2 separate regions of the Mus musculus genome follow, and region 2 is linked to region 1. The links are chromatin loops, found by intact Hi-C in ENCODE. Cell type or tissue: left cerebral cortex. All regions are shown on one strand.

Region 1 (8,000 bases):
CTGGTACCTTCACGGCGAAAGGACAAAGCTACTCCTTCAAAGTGTTCACTGACCTCGCACACGCTGTGACGTGTATCTGTGAACAGAGAGACAGACACGCAAACATATACACATAGAGAGATACACACACACACAGAGATACATACATATGCATGATCACACGCACTCGTGCACGTGCACACAGGAAAAGACAGACCTTGAAATCTCAAGTTGAGAAAAAGGAAAGAGCAAAGTCACACAAGAAGCCATGGCTGCTGGTGAGAAGATCCTAAATTAATCTGTGTGCAGTGGTGATAACCTAATGAGAATAGCACACATTTCGACAGTAATCATTGCTTAGGTGTTGTGAGTTTTTTTTGTTTGTTTGTTTTCTGAGACAGGGTTTCTCTGCGTAGCCCCGGCTGTCCTGGAACTTATTCTGTAGACCAGGTTGGCCTCGAACTCAGAAATCCGCCTGCCTCTGCCTCCCAAGTGCTGGGATCAAAGGTGTGCGCCACCATGCCCGGCGTGTTGTGAGTTTTTATCACAGTTTTATTATTTTTTCTTTTTTTTTTATACTTTTTATTAGGTATTTTCCTCATTTACATTTCCAATGCTATCCCAGAAGTCCCCCATACCCTCCCACCCACTCCCCTACCCACCCACTCCCCCCTTTTGGCCCTGGCGTTCCCCTGTACTGGGGCATATAAAGTTTGCATGTCCAATGGGCCTCTCTTTCCAGTGATGGCCGACTAGGCCATCTTTTGATGCATATGCAGCTAGAGTCAAGAGCTCCGGGGTACTGGTTAGTTCATAATGTTGTCCCACCTATAGGGTTGCAGATCCCTTCAGCTCCTTGGGTAATTTCTCTAGCTCCTCCATTGGGGGCCCTGTGATCCATCCAATAGCTGACTGTGAGCATCCACTTCTGTGTTTGCTAGGCCCCGTTATCACTGTTTTAGACTGACCAATATATAGACAAGTCAATCTGTCAGAGTTCCTTCTGGCAGCTCACAGCATACATAGTGTCTATACCATCTTAAACTCTGTTTATACCAAATCTCAAGGTTGGCTTTGAATTCTGAAACAGGACCTTTTAATCTAGTTGAAAATAAATTACTTATTCTCACTGCAGAGGCTCCGTTATTGTGGAGTTAATGCATCCAAAGAAGTGCATCTTACTGGGCAGTGTAGTGCGCAGCTTTAATCCCGGCACTCACTCATTAGGCAGAGGTAGGTGGCTCTTTCTGAGTTCAAGCCAGCATGGTCTATCAAGTGAGTTTCAAGGCAGCCAGGGCTACCCAGAGAATGAACACCAAACAACCAAAACCAAACAAACACGACTAAGTACATGCTAAGAAGCTGCGAGGGAGTGCTGGGGAAGTCACAGTTGGTACAATGCTTGCCTTGCAAGGCAAGTGTTTGAAATCTTGATGGTGATGTGTGCTTAGCTTACAATGCCAGCTCTGGGGAAGAGGCAGGACAGACAAGCAAAACTCTGGGTCTAACCAACCCAGCAGATGAGAAACCTGCAGGCCAAGGAGAACCCTGTCTCAAAGGACGAGGCTCAGTAAAAACAACTGGTGCACAAGCAAGAGCATCTGAATCCCTGGGACCCACATAAGAAATGGGATGTGTGGGCCAGGCATGGGGGCACAGGCCCTTAATCCCAACACTCAGGAGGCAGAGGCAGGTGGGTCTGTGAGTTTGAGGCCAGCCTGGTCTACAAAGATAATCTAGGACAGTTAAGGCTGTTACACAGAGAAACCCTGTCTCAAAAAATCCAAAAGAAAAAAGACAGACTGACAGACAGAAAGAGAGGAAGAGAAAAGGGACATATACAATTGTCTGTAATCCCCAGTGTGAGCCAGAGACAGGAGAATCCCAGAAACTTGGGTCACACATCAGGACAACAGAGACCTGCCCAGAGATAAAAGGTGAGGAGCAACACCCAAGTTGTCCTCTGATCTCCATATACCCACATTTACATCCACATTCACGGACATGAATGTACACACATACATACATACACATACACACACATGTACACACACAGACACACACACAGACACACACACACATGAGTACATGTATAATAAATAAGTAAATAAAATGGGTGTCCCCCGAGGAATAACATCCGAAATTGATCTCTGGTCTCTTCATGGATTGATACACACATAACACATATACACCTGCACACACACACACACACACACACACACACACACACACACATGTAGTGTCTGAGCCTGGTGATGTACACCTTTAACCTCAGCACTTGGGAGGCAGAGGCAGGTGGGTCTGTGAGTTTGAGGCCAGCCTGGTCTACAAAGATAATCTAGGACAGTTAATTCTCTGTGAATTGAGGACCAGCCTGGTTTATAAAGCAAGTTCCTGGATATCTGGGATTACATAGATAGAACTTGTCACAAAACACAGCATACATACATGTGATGGTTTCTATATGCTCTGCCCAGGCATTATTAAAGGTGTGTGGCCCTGTTGGAGTAGGTGTGTCACTGTGGGTGTGGGCTTTAAGACCCTCATCCTAGCTGCCTGGAAGTTAGTATTCTGCTGGCAGCCTTCAGAGGAAGATGTAGAACTCAGCTCTGCCTGCACCATGTCTCCCTGGATGCTGCCATGCTCCTGCCTTGATGATAATGGACTGAACCTCTGAACCTGTAAGCCAGCCCCAATTAAATGTCCTTGTAAGAGTTGCCTTGGTCATGGTGTCTATTCACATCAGTAAAACCCTAACTAAGATTTACATGCATACATAAAATAAAAAATAAAAGAACTTGTTTTGGAGAAGTACTCTCTCTGGACTCTAGTGCAATCTACAGAACTTGAGAAAATGTCCCTCAGCGTTGTGCTCAGCAGTGGCTGCACTGGACAGCATGTGACTGTCTTCTATGGGGACTATTAACAGGAAATGAAGATTCTGCCCAGCTCTTAGCTCCTGCTTACTGAGACAGAGTCCATGGTGTAGCCTCTGTTTCTACAGGTATGGAACATGTTTTATTTCTGAAGTCTCCCTGTAACTGATCAGCTAGGGACTTTTTATGCTATCCAAACAGGTATTATGGACAGGCAGGGAGAATTGCTTCCTTTGCCAGCAATCTTGGCCCTAAAGCGGGAGATACTAAAGCCCTTGGGCAGACTGTGTCTGAAGGCCTTGCTCAGCTTTGAAGTCTTGGCAGCTTCCCCAGAGGCTTCCAGGGAGAGGGCCTGCAGCACTGTCAGCTCCTCATAGCCCTGCCGTCCTGTTTCTGCTCCCTGTGGTTTTGGCCCTGGCCGTTCTCCATCTTCAGTGCTGCCTATTGCCATTACCCCAACAGACTCTGCCATTGTCACTGTTCCTCTGCTTAATTTCTGTCACTGTCATGTTTCTGGGTGCACTGTACCAACAATAAAAACTCAAAGTAAGGAAGAAAGAGAAGACCTCTCATAACTCCAGACACCAGCATATAAAAAAAAAAAAAAGACCACTCAACTGCCCCCAGATAGCAATGTGTATGTTTATCACCCTGTAATAGAGCTATGTAAAAATTATCTCACATCAGATACACACACGAAATCCCAAAACTTGGGAGGTAGAGGCAGGAGGGTTGTAAGTTTGAAGCCAGTCTGGGCTGCATAATGAAATTTTGTCTCAAACAAAAAGAATGATTTTTGAGTGGGGAGGGGGCACCGATACATGCATGTCTCCGTGGAGGCTACAGGGGTGTCATTCCCTCAGGCACCACTAAGACAGGATGTCTCATCGGTTTGGTGCATCATTGAGCTCCAGGGAGCACTGCTGAGGGGACAGGACCCAGACAGAAGCTCTTCATCTGTTGAACCTTCCTCAAAGCTGATTAACCCATTAGGACTCCAGTGACTGTGCAGAGGTTGGGAAGTTGCAGGTTCACAGCCAAATTACAGTTTATCTTGGGCTATCTCTGGCCCCCTAAACCACCATCCCTTAGTACTCCATGTCTCACCTAACTTCCTGTGACTAACAGATAAAACCCTTCAGAATGTATTAACTGGACAAAACCTCTTTCTACCAGCCAAAAAGTTAAGAGTGTCATCGACTAGCATCTGAAGCCTCTAGCTGCTCTGCTGTAATGTCTTCGCCAATATTTGTAAAAAGTGTCTTCATTTATAACATTCTTTGTTCTGTTGCTAAAACAAACAAACAAACAAAACCCAACTTTATTGAACCATTACCACATTGGAATAAGGAATTTGGGGTAGCCTGAACCTGCATTCCCTAGCCCTGGCCACTCATATTTAGCTTCAGAATAAACACTCTTTCCTTCCCTTTGAGGTGAGAGTTTTGGGTTTGCATTGACCCTACCGGACTCAGCATTCTCTGCATGGGCACTGAATCCCGACCCTTATGCTTACCGGGTGAGTATTTGACCAACTGAGCTCTAAATTGTTGTTATTATTTTCCTTTTCATAGTTTATCATTTCTTTTATTTGGGTTTGAGGTTACTTATTGGACCATGGGCAAATTATCAGACGCTACTCCACTGGAAGAAAAAAAATGTTCCCCCCTCCCCAAGCAGCATTAACTGACTAGCTCCTTACTAAGGGGGAGGCGGTGTGCGGGTCTCAGAAGGCCTTCTTTCATAAATGCTGGAGTGCTGATGGGCTCTGTTTTGTGCAGGTCTTGGGCATGTAACCACAGCTGCTGTGAGTTCATATGTGCAGTGACCATGGCATGACCAGATGACATCATTTCACAGAACTCCTCACCCTTCAGCTCTTACTTGCATCTTACAGGATTTCTCTTTGTAGGCCTGGCTGTCCTGGAACTCACTCTGTAGACCAGACTGGCCTTGCACTCACAGAGATGTTCCTGCCTCTGCCTCTTGAGTGCTAGGACCAAAGGCTTACATCACCACTGCCAGGCTAACTCTTACATTCTTCCCCAACCACTCTTCAGTGACGTCCCCGAGTTTTGAGGAGAGGGTGGACGCGGATGTTATGTTTAGGGTTAAACATTTAACAGTTACCTATACATTGCAGTTTGACTAGTTACACATTTTGGCACCAACACACTACCCATTGCAAAACTAAGCTTTGGTAACTAAGATCAAAGTAGCACTATTCTATAGGCATAAACATAAATATTTAGAAGGCATTTATACGTTTTACAAGCAGTGTCCACTTAGCAAAACAATATTGATAGGTTTCCCACTGTAGCCTATGTTGTCCCCAGCTATGGGCTTTTGACCAGTACCAGACATGGATTCCCTCCCAGTGAGTGAGCCTCAAATCCAATCAGAAAGTATTTGATTATCCCATTAACAGTCATGCCACTAATGTGCCAGTTGGCATACCTTGTGTGCAGCTAGTGTTATATCCTGGAGGATATACTGCTAGGCAATTCTACCGGTGATGTTTCTTCTCTAGAGTCCTGTACAGCCCCTTCCAGCACTGTGGAAGCTACCCAGCAGGGAAGAGGCTTCTGGCACACTTCCAGCTTGATTTTTCTAGATCCTGCTGTTAGGGTCTGTGAATCACTGAAGGATGACACCTCAGGCTCAAATAGTATGCAAAGGCAAAGAGTGTTTATTCTGCAGAAAAGATCAGCATGCAGGGGTACTCCAGAGCTAAGTGGAGACCCTTTGAGGGGGCTTGCAGGCATTCTTTTATGCAGGTTTAGGGGAATTCCATGGAGGGATAGATGACTTTTCTCTTGATTGGTTGACTCTACTGCTAGGGGTTCAAGTAACTCTGAATTTGGCTAGGGCCTTGGAGAGTTTGGGGGAATGCTAAGTTTTAGGAACAATGGCAATGGCCTGTTTTGTTTGGAGGACTTCTGAGGCCAAAAATATTATGATCTCGACCTGTGGGTCTCACCCAAAACTGTCTTCCAATATATTATTACATTGAACAGATTGCAGAGTTGTTAACACGCTGTGTCTACCATGTGCCTGTGAACTGAAATGTATTCGGAGGCTATATTAATGAAATTTTGCCCTGATGAGCTTCAAAGAACCTGAATACTCTTTCATTCACACAGAAAACCACAGCTCTACTGCTTGGGCACTTATCTTGGATCAGACTCTTTCTGGGTAGACAACCCATTTAATCCTTAAGACGGCACCTCACGACAGGTACCTCTGTTGGTCCCTTTTTATAGATGAGGCTTCAAGGAACTCGAGTCCCGGTCTAGGCTCACAGCCAACCACCTGCAGGATGACAAAACTAGAGGCCAGGCTGTTTGATTCTGTGATCCTATCTGCTGGCTGCTTCCAAAGAGGCCCTCTACTCAGAACAATCACAGTTGGGACTGGGGTTCAAGAGGAAAACGGGAGTACGAAGGAAATGTGACCACAAGGTGGCAGTAGAACTCAAAAACTTGAAGAGGTGAGTCTATGGAAGTCCCTTGGGCAAGAGGTGGTCAGAGGTTGGGGAGCACACACAAAGGAGAGAGACCCTTTAGAGCTGTGGGAGTGCTGGCGGGGCTGGGTGATATGACCCGGCAGTGTGGAGGGGACAGTCTAGGTCACAGAATCCCAGGAACAACAATGACTCCAGGGTCATCACAGTTTGGGGGTTAATCTTAACTTTAGCAAACGCTGGGCCCAGGTTTCCCAGTATGCAAACCAGGCAGGTTCTAAGTGACTTAAAATCTGATCGTCTGGAGGCTATTTAAAACAGTTGGGTGTGTACAAATTGGAAGCCGATATCAGTAGGCATTTGACTAACCCATCTCAGCTCAGCTCATCATGAAGAAATGAGACCTAGCACAGAGAAGCCACTTCTGGGTCATTAGCTTATCTAACTGAAAGGCTGTTTGAGGACTTTCAAGGCAGGAGTTCTTTGTTGAGAATACAGCTTTGAGGAGGTAGGCTGCGGAAGGGAATTGTGGGTAGAGACATTCCAGGAGTTGCATGGATGTCTCATGACATCTTTCTCACTTGTCTCACAGAGCCGGGAGTGGGGCTGTGTTTGAATGCAGTAGGTACCTTTCCTTTGCAGAGGGGGAATTTGGGTTTTAGTGCTAAGGACAGAACCTAGGGCATCTCGCATGCCAGGCAAGTGCTAGATAGATAGATCCCAGTACCCAAATATATATTTTTAAGATTTTCATTTTATGTATATGGGTGTTTTGGTTACATGTATGTCTGTACACCACGAGTACTCAGTGTCCTATAAAGCCAGGAGGGCTCTGAATCCCCTAGAACTGAAGTTATAAACAGGTGTGAGACACCTCGAGGAGGCTGAGAACTGAACCTGGATCCCCTGCAAGAACAGCCAGTGTTCATAATCAGTGGACTGTCTCTCCAACAACCCCCCCCATTATATTTTCTAAGTTTTTGGTAAAATATATACAACATAACATCCACCATTTAACCCTTTTAAATTTGTAAATACTGCTGCATTAATGGTACTCAGAGTCTCCTGCAAACATTGTAGCTGTTTCCAGAAACACATCATTCTAAAGTTGTCCCCATGAACGAGTCCCCTCTCCTCAGCCTGTTTGCCCCATGCACTTTTTCTCTGCAAATTTACCAGTTCTAAATACTTCAAAGTCACTGAGCCATACAATGTTTGTCCTTTGGTGTGGGCCTTGTTTCACTCAGCACAGCATACTACACCATCATGATGATGTCAGACTTAGTAGCTGTGGGGGATGGTGGTGTTGGGAGGGGGTGCAAACTCAAGGAGGTGAGGCCTACTGGAAGGTGGGTCACTGAGGACAAACATGGATTTTGAGGCCAAGCCTGAGCTTGAGAACTTATATAAGTAAATCTGTCCATCTTATAAATGTATTTTCTAAGGTTCTTTGTTCCAGTGACAGAAAGCTAGCACAATTCATGTAGTTTATGAGTCAAAATTCCATTCTTTTTATTGTTAAACTATTCCATTTAGTATATGAGTCAAAATTCCATTACTTTTATTGTTAAACTATTCCATTTAGTATATGTAACATTTATGTTACAATTATGTTAACATACTGTAACATATATGTAACATTTTAATTTTTTACACTCACCTGTTCATAGGTGAGGATTTGT
Region 2 (8,000 bases), 350 kb after region 1:
CTCCGCGCAGAGTGCAGGCTGGGGACTGCAAGATTCCTGTCCCTTTGGGTAAAGAGATGACCGTCGTGGTGACTGACAGTCTTGAGGCAACGCTTCCAAGCCCTTTGTGGGCAGGTGCCCCGCCACCCGCTCTGGCCGCCTGGCTCGCACCCGGGATTCTGCCAAAGTCCTGGTTAAATTTAAAAACCGCAGACTGGCCTTGCAGAAAAGTTTTTGCTGCAGAAAAGAAGAGGCACCAGAGTGGTGGCAGCTGGAAGATAGTAAGAAATGTCGGGATGGAAGACGACCCTCTTTTTACTCTCTTCCTTTTGTTTTTTTTTTTTTTCAATTTCCCATTCACCCATTTCTCCCTCTTCTTATCTCCCCAACTCTAGCACAGGATCCCTTGCGCCTTTCTGTCGTCCCCCCCCCCCCCGCCCGCCCGGGATCGCTAAATCATAGTTCCCCCATTATTTCTAACAGCTAAGGTAGAGGCAGTCACAAAGGCCTGTGGCACCCGTTGCAGACACCCTGATCTTTAATGCTTCTAGTAAGGAATTAAATCTACAGAGCCCTTGGAGGGGTTTCTGGCTTGTTTATGGGGTAGGGTCTCATTCTAGCCTGAGCACCATGAGGAGTCAGCGGTGGTGAGACAGACCGGAATCTATCTAGACGCTATCCCACGAGCTCTTTAGCTGCACTGCATTCGTGGGAGGAGTCCCTGGTCCTCCCTGACAGCGCTCCAAATACAAGGCTTGTCAGGAAACTCAAACGGGTGAGAGCAGCAGAGCTGGGCAGCTTTGCGAGGCTCTTTCCTTCCACTCCCTCAGGAGGACATTGTCAGCTCTGGTGATGCTTTTGCCTCAGAAGGGATTTGGGTCCTCCCAGGGGCATGGAGAAGATACAGCCACCATATTCTTCAGATGTAAGTCCCCAAGACCAGCCTCCTACCATGAATCCAGGCTACCTTGCTCCTGTCTGTTTTCTGAACTGGCATGTAGTGAGGGTATCGGCTACTGCCACCTCTGCATGTTCTGTGCTTTTCCGCCCTCTCTCCTCACATGGTATTTTTCTGTGTTCGAGTTTTGTGTAGCTCTGGGTGGCCTCAAATTCACTATGGCGCCAGGAATGGTCTTAAAGGCCAGGCTTAACTGATCACATGTCACAAATACCCACAGGTGACCTCACTGAGCACCCAGGACCTCCCTCCCCCCAAATGTTCTCCCCAAATGATGAACAAACAACACAAGCAAGCAAACAAACAAAAACCCAAAGAGACAGGTGTTTGTTTGTTTGTTTGTTTATAAATAGTCTCATTGTAGCCCAGGTTGGCCTCAAATTTGAATTTGCTGTTACTGAGATGGGTTCTAGGCTCCTGATCCTCAGGCCTCTGACTCCAACTAGGACTGGGGTATGAGGGCATGAGGGATGGGGTGGGGTGTGTCTCTCTTGAAGATGTTTCTGCCCACTCTTAACAGCCTCCACCAGGGACCAAACGCCTTTTACTTTTACTGTAAGAATATAGACAAGTACAAACCTCATGCTTTTTCGGTCATGTGTTGACTGTTTCAGGTCACGTGGCTCTGCTCCAGTCCAACTTCATCTGTGTGCCCTGAAATTTAACTTTGACACAATCTTCACATCATGAAACAGTATTCCCATCTTGATTTTTTTCCCACCACTGAAAAGTGTGAGCTCAATTTCCAGCATGACTACCTTATGAAATCAGGCGGGGAATGGCCGTTCACCAATTTTTTGGGCTATAATCCATCTTCAGACTGCAACTCTCTGTCTCTGTCTCTCTGTCTCTGTCTCTCTCTGTCTGTCTCTGTCTCTCTCTGTCTGTCTCTGTCTCTGTCTCTGTCTCTCTCTCTCTGGGTTACTGTAGCTTTAAAATGTGTTTAGTTGTCCCCTCACCACTGAGAGAAGCACCTGTTTGTTTGGTGGCACCCTGAGTGTCACAAGAGCCATCTCCTCAGCCTGTCTCTGTTTTTTTTCCCCCCAGCAATTTAAAATGTTCCTACATTTTCATCAGTTTAAAATGGGAATACCAATACCATACCCAAACCCTTAACTGAATAAAATGCAGCTCTCTCTCTCTCTCTCTCTCTCTCTCTCTCTCTCTGTCTCATTCTCTTTCCTTTTTTAAGTTTCCTGAGATGGGGGTGGGGGTGGGTCTCCCTATGTAGACCAGGCTGGCTTTGAACTTGAGGAACTCACCCGCCTGTGCCTCCCTCCTGATATCTCTTTTTATTTATTTTTTCCTTTCCATCCCACTCTGTTTGTGTCTTATATAGCACAGGCAATTCTGTACTATGTAGCCAAGGCTAGTCTTAAACTCCTGATCCTCTTCCTCCAGCTCCCAAGTCCTGGGATTACAGGTCAGTCCAGCTACACAGTCATCTCCTCAGTCAGTCTCACACAAGTCTTTGGAGCCGAGTCATTTACCCTGCACACTCCTTGTGATGGGGTGCCCGGGTACCCATCCCCTTCAGTGGCAGACCTTACAGTCCTCTGAGAGCCCAGTGACTTGGAGCATCAGTGTCAGGGAAGGCCACCCCAGGGGAGAGAGTTCCCACCCTGGCTACATCCTTTCCCATCTCCCTCAGTTCCATCTAAATCCTCTCCAGCTGCTGATACATGGATGGACAGGAGGCTGTGGCCCGGACTTGCTGGGGTTTCCCAAGCCCTGAGCCTTTGCAGCTGCCAAGTGACAAATTCTGCAAGGACTAGGCAAAGGGGAAGAATATGGCAGAAGAGTGGCTTTTATAGTTGTGAGGCCAGTTGAGACTTTTTCCAGGAAATTTCGCTCAAAAGCGGGCTCGTTGCTCCACCCCCTCATCTTCCAGGATTCTTCTGCCCTCTGCTGGTCACATTATGTCTAAACTAGACTCACTGGGGACATCTCTGGAAAGGGAAAATCAGACCGCTTGAGGCCAGCATGTGGAAACAAACAGAGCAGGGGTTGCCGGGAGCCAGGAGTGGGAAAACGGTGTGTGTGTGTGTGTGTGTGTGTGTGGTGTGTGCGTGTGTTTGTGGATGGTGTACACATCTGATACACGTTGAGGCTAGGGGCAATATTGTGTGTCTTTGTCTACTTAACTGAATCTTATTTTGTGACAGGGTCTCTTATTGAACCTGGGGGCTCCCCTGTTTGCAAGACCACTTGTACAGTGATCCCCACATGTCCCATCTCTTTCCCCCCAGCACTGGGGCTATAGGTGTGCACCTCCATTCCTAACTTTTTAATATGGATTCTGGGGATCTGAACTGATCCTGTAAAGTTAGTTACAGATAGTTGTGAAACAACATGTGGAGTGGGGTGTCAGGGACCAACCCTGGGTCTTCTGGAAGGGCAGCAAGGGCCCTTAACCTCCTCAGCCATTGCTGCAGCAACCTAAGTCAAACTTTTTTTTTTTAAAGAAAGAAAATCTAGTATCTTCTTTCCCTGGTCATGTACTGCCTCACTGGCGCTTCCGATGGAAAGAAAATGACATTTTATCTGCTCTCAGGGAACACAGTCCAGCTGCTGAGGTGGACCTAGGAGCTTGCAAGGATGACCCAAGGCTATGGGCATGGCAAGGCAGGAGACAGCTTTCTACAGAGGTGGCATGGTGTAACATGAAGTCCAAGTTACTTCCAGAAGCACCTGAGGTAGCATGGCTTTTTCAACAAGGTATCTATCCTCCAAGGCCCTGAATCCTTCCCTGTTCCCGTGATGTCTCATCTAGTCTTATATCTTCTACTCCAGGAAGCTGCCCTCACCCCCCAATATTTAACCCAGGCTGACCTCCCACTTGTGATCCTTCCACCTCAGCATCTCAAGTACTGGAATTATAGGTGTGCGCCACCACATCTAGCTGAGATGGACATTTTTACCTTTAATTTGCCAGCAAGGAGACTACCAGAAGGCATAGAGGAGTGGTGGCCCATTTGCTTGAGTTAGCAGGGCTGGCTTTGGAACCAGCAGTCCCTTGAGGATACTTCAGTGCTACCTTCTGACTCCACACCCACTCTTCCTTCACCCCACCCCCCCACCCCCCAGCTACTGAGGCTCAGCCTCGAAGCCCCAGCTGACCAGAGGTCTCTACTGCTCTACTCCACACTCCATGCTTCACTTCTGGATCTGAACCCAGCACCATGGGCCTTACCTCATGCTGAGTGGAGATGGGCTGCATCAGCCCTTCCATTTCCTGAGTTCCAGGACCTGACCATTGGACAGGGAGGGCTTGCAAGGGCCCAGGAAGCAGCTTGTATACAGCAGGCTAGTTATCCTAAGATGCCATGGCTCAAGATACCCAGAGTACTGGCCTCTCTAGTGGGCAAGTCACCACCCACCCCACCCCTTTTTTCTTTTTGAATCTACCCTGTCCCACCACATCTCTGTCTAGGGAATGAAGACTGCCACACTAGACTATGTGGCTTGTGCCTGACAGTCCTGATTATTCCCTTCTGTTTGCACAGGAATAAGTGGGGTTAGAAACGATATTACTTTAAGCTCTTTAACCTGTGTGTCCCTTTCCTAGAGGATAAGCAACGTGAGGGCCAGAAGAAGGAAACACATTCTATCTTTGCACTTCGGATTCAAAACTCACTCTACCTTGGAAAATCATTGGCTCCCTCGCTCTGCTATTTTTTGCTGCTGGTCCATGGAAGCTGGGAGATCCGTGTGGCAGGCTAACTCTAAGGTCGCCCCCTGGTGTCCGTTTCTTGCATAATCCACCAAGGTAAAGCACTGCCGCCGCGGTCCACACCGTGCTACCTTTATGGCAAATGTAATTTGTAATTAGCTAAGGAGCTAATTGACTTGGATTGATCTAATTGGGCGATGGCTTTAAGAAGCCTTTAGGGCCTTCCTGAGGTCCGAGATGTTCTTGGGGACTTGGAGTGGGGCTGGGGGAAGGCTAATGGCCAGAACCCTGCAGTAAGGAAGAGAGTCTGCCTCCTATCCAGGTGAGCTCAGAAGAAGACACTTCATTGGCTGAGCAGAGACCACAGCAGGGCAGACACTTGGCCCACAGCCTCTGAGATCCTGGGCAGGAAGCCTGTCTGCCAGGATGCCCAGCTGGGTCTCTGTCATCAACAACCAGGAACAAACTTTAGAGTCACCACATCAGTGAGCCTGCTTACCAAGGGGCCAAGACCTCTCTCTGTCTCTGAAACGTTTGCCACTGCTCAGGGAATCCCTTTTGCCAGGCTGATAGGTGTGGGCAGGAACTGTGTGGCATTGACAGGGTACCATCTTACTATGATTAAAAGTGACAACAAGCTAGATGTGGTGATCCAATATTCTGGAGAATGAGGCAGGAGGATTGCAAGGAATTCAAAGTCAGCCTGGGGGGAAAAACAGGAAAATCAAAGCAAATGAAACAAACAAACATAGAAATTACTACTCAGAGGGGGACATTGTCCAGAGGGGGGAAGTGTTTCTAACCTAGGCAGGTCCTGAGCTGGATCAGCAGTGACACCCAATCAAGTAGCAGAGCTTACCAGCAAGGGAGTTATAGACCAAGGTGGGCCAGCAGCAGCTGCCAATCAGATCTGTTGGTTCCTCCTGCTCCCATAGTTTTTAACTTGCTGGGCCGGGCTCTGGGAGGCAGGATGAGCGTGCATAGAATTTGGTCCTGAGACAGCTGCTTGGCCCCTGGCCTGGCATCTGTTGTGTCAGCCTTGCCTCTGACACAGCTCCACCTTCACCCTCTTCTTCCCTAGCAGGCTTCAGTGACACATCTCAGCCTCTCTTACTGGATACTCTCAGAGGCCCCAAGAAGACGTGAAGGGAAGTCTGGAGAATAAAGGCACCACCCAGGTGGAGCTAGCTTCAACTTTACTGTAGCCAATCCCTACTTCTTCTGAAGATGTTAGCTGAGAGCCATTGGAAAATTCCACTGGACCCCTCCTGGAAGAGACAGCCCAGAGAGCATGTAGGCCAGAAGGGAGAGGCTGAGTAAGCCCTTCCTACCTCATTCCCTAAAGACCAATCAGTTTAAAGGGTGCACTATTCTGCCAATCATATTGTACCTAGTTGCTGATGCTCTATTCCACCCCTGGAAACCATATAAAAACTCACCAAAGTCACCAAACACCTCAGGGTGTTGCTGCCTCTCCTTCAGGTCTGGGACGATCCCAGTGCACTGGAACAATAAATTCCTCTTGCTTTTTGCATTGATTCCCGGCTCCGCGTGGTTCACTCAGGGGGTCCCCGATAAGCTACGGCTCACCAGTCTTACACTTCCAAGTGGACAAGCTATGGGAGTAGTTCTCTCCTTCCACCACATGGAAGGGACTTCATTGTAGAACCATGTCACTGATCGATCCTCCGTCTTAGGTTTGAGACAGGGTCTCTTGCTGAACCTGGAACTTGCCATTTTAGATAGACCAACTGGCTGCCAGTCTCTGTGCTTTGCTTCTGGGCTTCTAGATGTGCACTGTGGCATCTGGCCTTTATGTGGATGCTGAGGATATAGGCCCAGACCCTCACTTCACTGACTGAACCATCCTCCAAATACTGAAGTAGGATTTACCATTAACCAAATGAATGCCATTCCACCTGTCTGAGCCTTTTGTTGCCTAGACACAGAGGATGGGGAAGAGCGGAGGTGAAGGGATCTGGATCTCAGAGTCACTTGTGTGGTAAACTCCCCCTCAGGCCAGCAGCACACACACTGGACAAGCTTGTGACTGGAGCAAACAGCTGTGAGCTTAGCTGCAGGAACTAGGGCTTGTTTGCTAAAGCCACCAGTGGTGTGCTATCTGCTAGAAAGGAGCCAGCCTTTCAAAGTTGCCAGTTGAACTGGGGATGTGGGTTTAGACTCCAGAGGGGAAAGATGCCTTGCTAGAGGGTAAGTGTGAGGACCGCCTGAAAGCAATATCAGTGATTCTGGGAGGGAGGAGGAACAGGGAGGCAGAGGGGAGGAGCCATTGGAAAAATTGACACAGTGACTAGCAGCTTTTGGAAAGAGGCAAATGCCACACTGGCAGCCTGGGTCAGTTCCAAGTACGGTGAATGGCAGATCACAGATGTTCACAAGGACAGAGAAATTAGGGTCTGGGGACATCAAGAAGGCTGGAAAGTTTAGGACAAACGAAGTAGAGCCACAAAGAAAGCTCTAGAAATTGAGGAAGAAGTCATGGCATCTTTTTAAAGATTTATTTATTTTATGTATGTAAGTATATGTCATTATCTTCAGACACACCAGAAGAAGGCATCAGATCTCATTACAGATGGTTGTGAGCCATCATGTGGTTGCTGGGAATTGAACTCAGGACCTCTGCAAGAGCAGTCAGTGCTCTTAACCCCTGAGCCATCATCTCTCCAGCCCCACTTATTGGCATCTTTGTCAGAGCAGTTCCTGCAGGGGAGATAGGGTTGAGGAGGTTTGAATTGAGCGGCCTGATAACACGCGATACTGGGCAGAAAGCCACACACCAGGGCTGTGCTTAGAAGCATATTTCCCAGATAATGAACTTCTCTGAAGTTACTTTAAAACAAAAATTATGACAATCAAACAGCAAAAGAATCAGATTGTACTGTAGATAAGCTAACTGTAGCCAGACCAATGGAACAGTCTCTAAAATAATATCATAGCATTTACAGCTCAACAGCATGGAACTTAGATAACCAATATCCAGTTGCAAATTATCAGGCGTGCAGAAACAAGAAAACATGAGCTGTAACTGGGCCAAACAAACAAACAAACAATTATTGAAAGGAGACTGAAAAACAGCAGAGGTAATGACATTAGCAGAGAGGAACAAACCCCACATTTTAAAAGTAAATCAGCAGACTGGCTTCTGTAGAGGTGGCTCAGAAGTTATGAGCACTTGTTGCCCTAGCAGAAAACCAGGGTTAGGTTTCTTGCAACCACATGGTGGCTCACAACCTTCTGTAATGACTCCAACGCCCTCTTCTGGCCTTCATGGGCATTGCATACCTATAATGCATCATTGAACATGCAGGTAAAACATCCATACATATAAAAATCCAACCATACAGAGAACTATATTACATTTCATGTAAG

Evidence for each region. Peaks named below come from ENCODE experiments on the same cell type or tissue, not always from the same donor. Only the 100,000 strongest peaks of a DNase experiment are listed, where the experiment ranks them.
Region 2: it touches region 1 in a loop (2.6-fold over the local background); 28 of 42 quality-filtered maps call a loop at or near these places.

What each region holds. Positions count from the first base shown.
Region 1 is chr13:48,997,098-49,005,097 of GRCm38, reverse strand. No RefSeq gene overlaps it. Among named protein-coding and RNA genes, the nearest start is that of Fam120aos, 33 kb to the right of the region's middle. In left cerebral cortex, a CTCF peak has its summit at 6,300 (motif pointing right); DNase peaks (open chromatin) are centred at 3,206 and 6,309.
Region 2 is chr13:48,650,665-48,658,664 of GRCm38, reverse strand. Gm36606 (a long non-coding RNA gene) reads left to right here. Exons shown (of 4, transcript XR_382336.3): 2 at 3,492-3,633; 3 at 4,506-4,706; 4 at 5,695-5,943. Among named protein-coding and RNA genes, the nearest start is that of Gm36606, 8.1 kb to the left of the region's middle. In left cerebral cortex, CTCF peaks have their summits at 2,836 (motif pointing left), 4,686 (motif pointing left) and 7,894 (motif pointing left); DNase peaks (open chromatin) are centred at 2,845 and 4,661.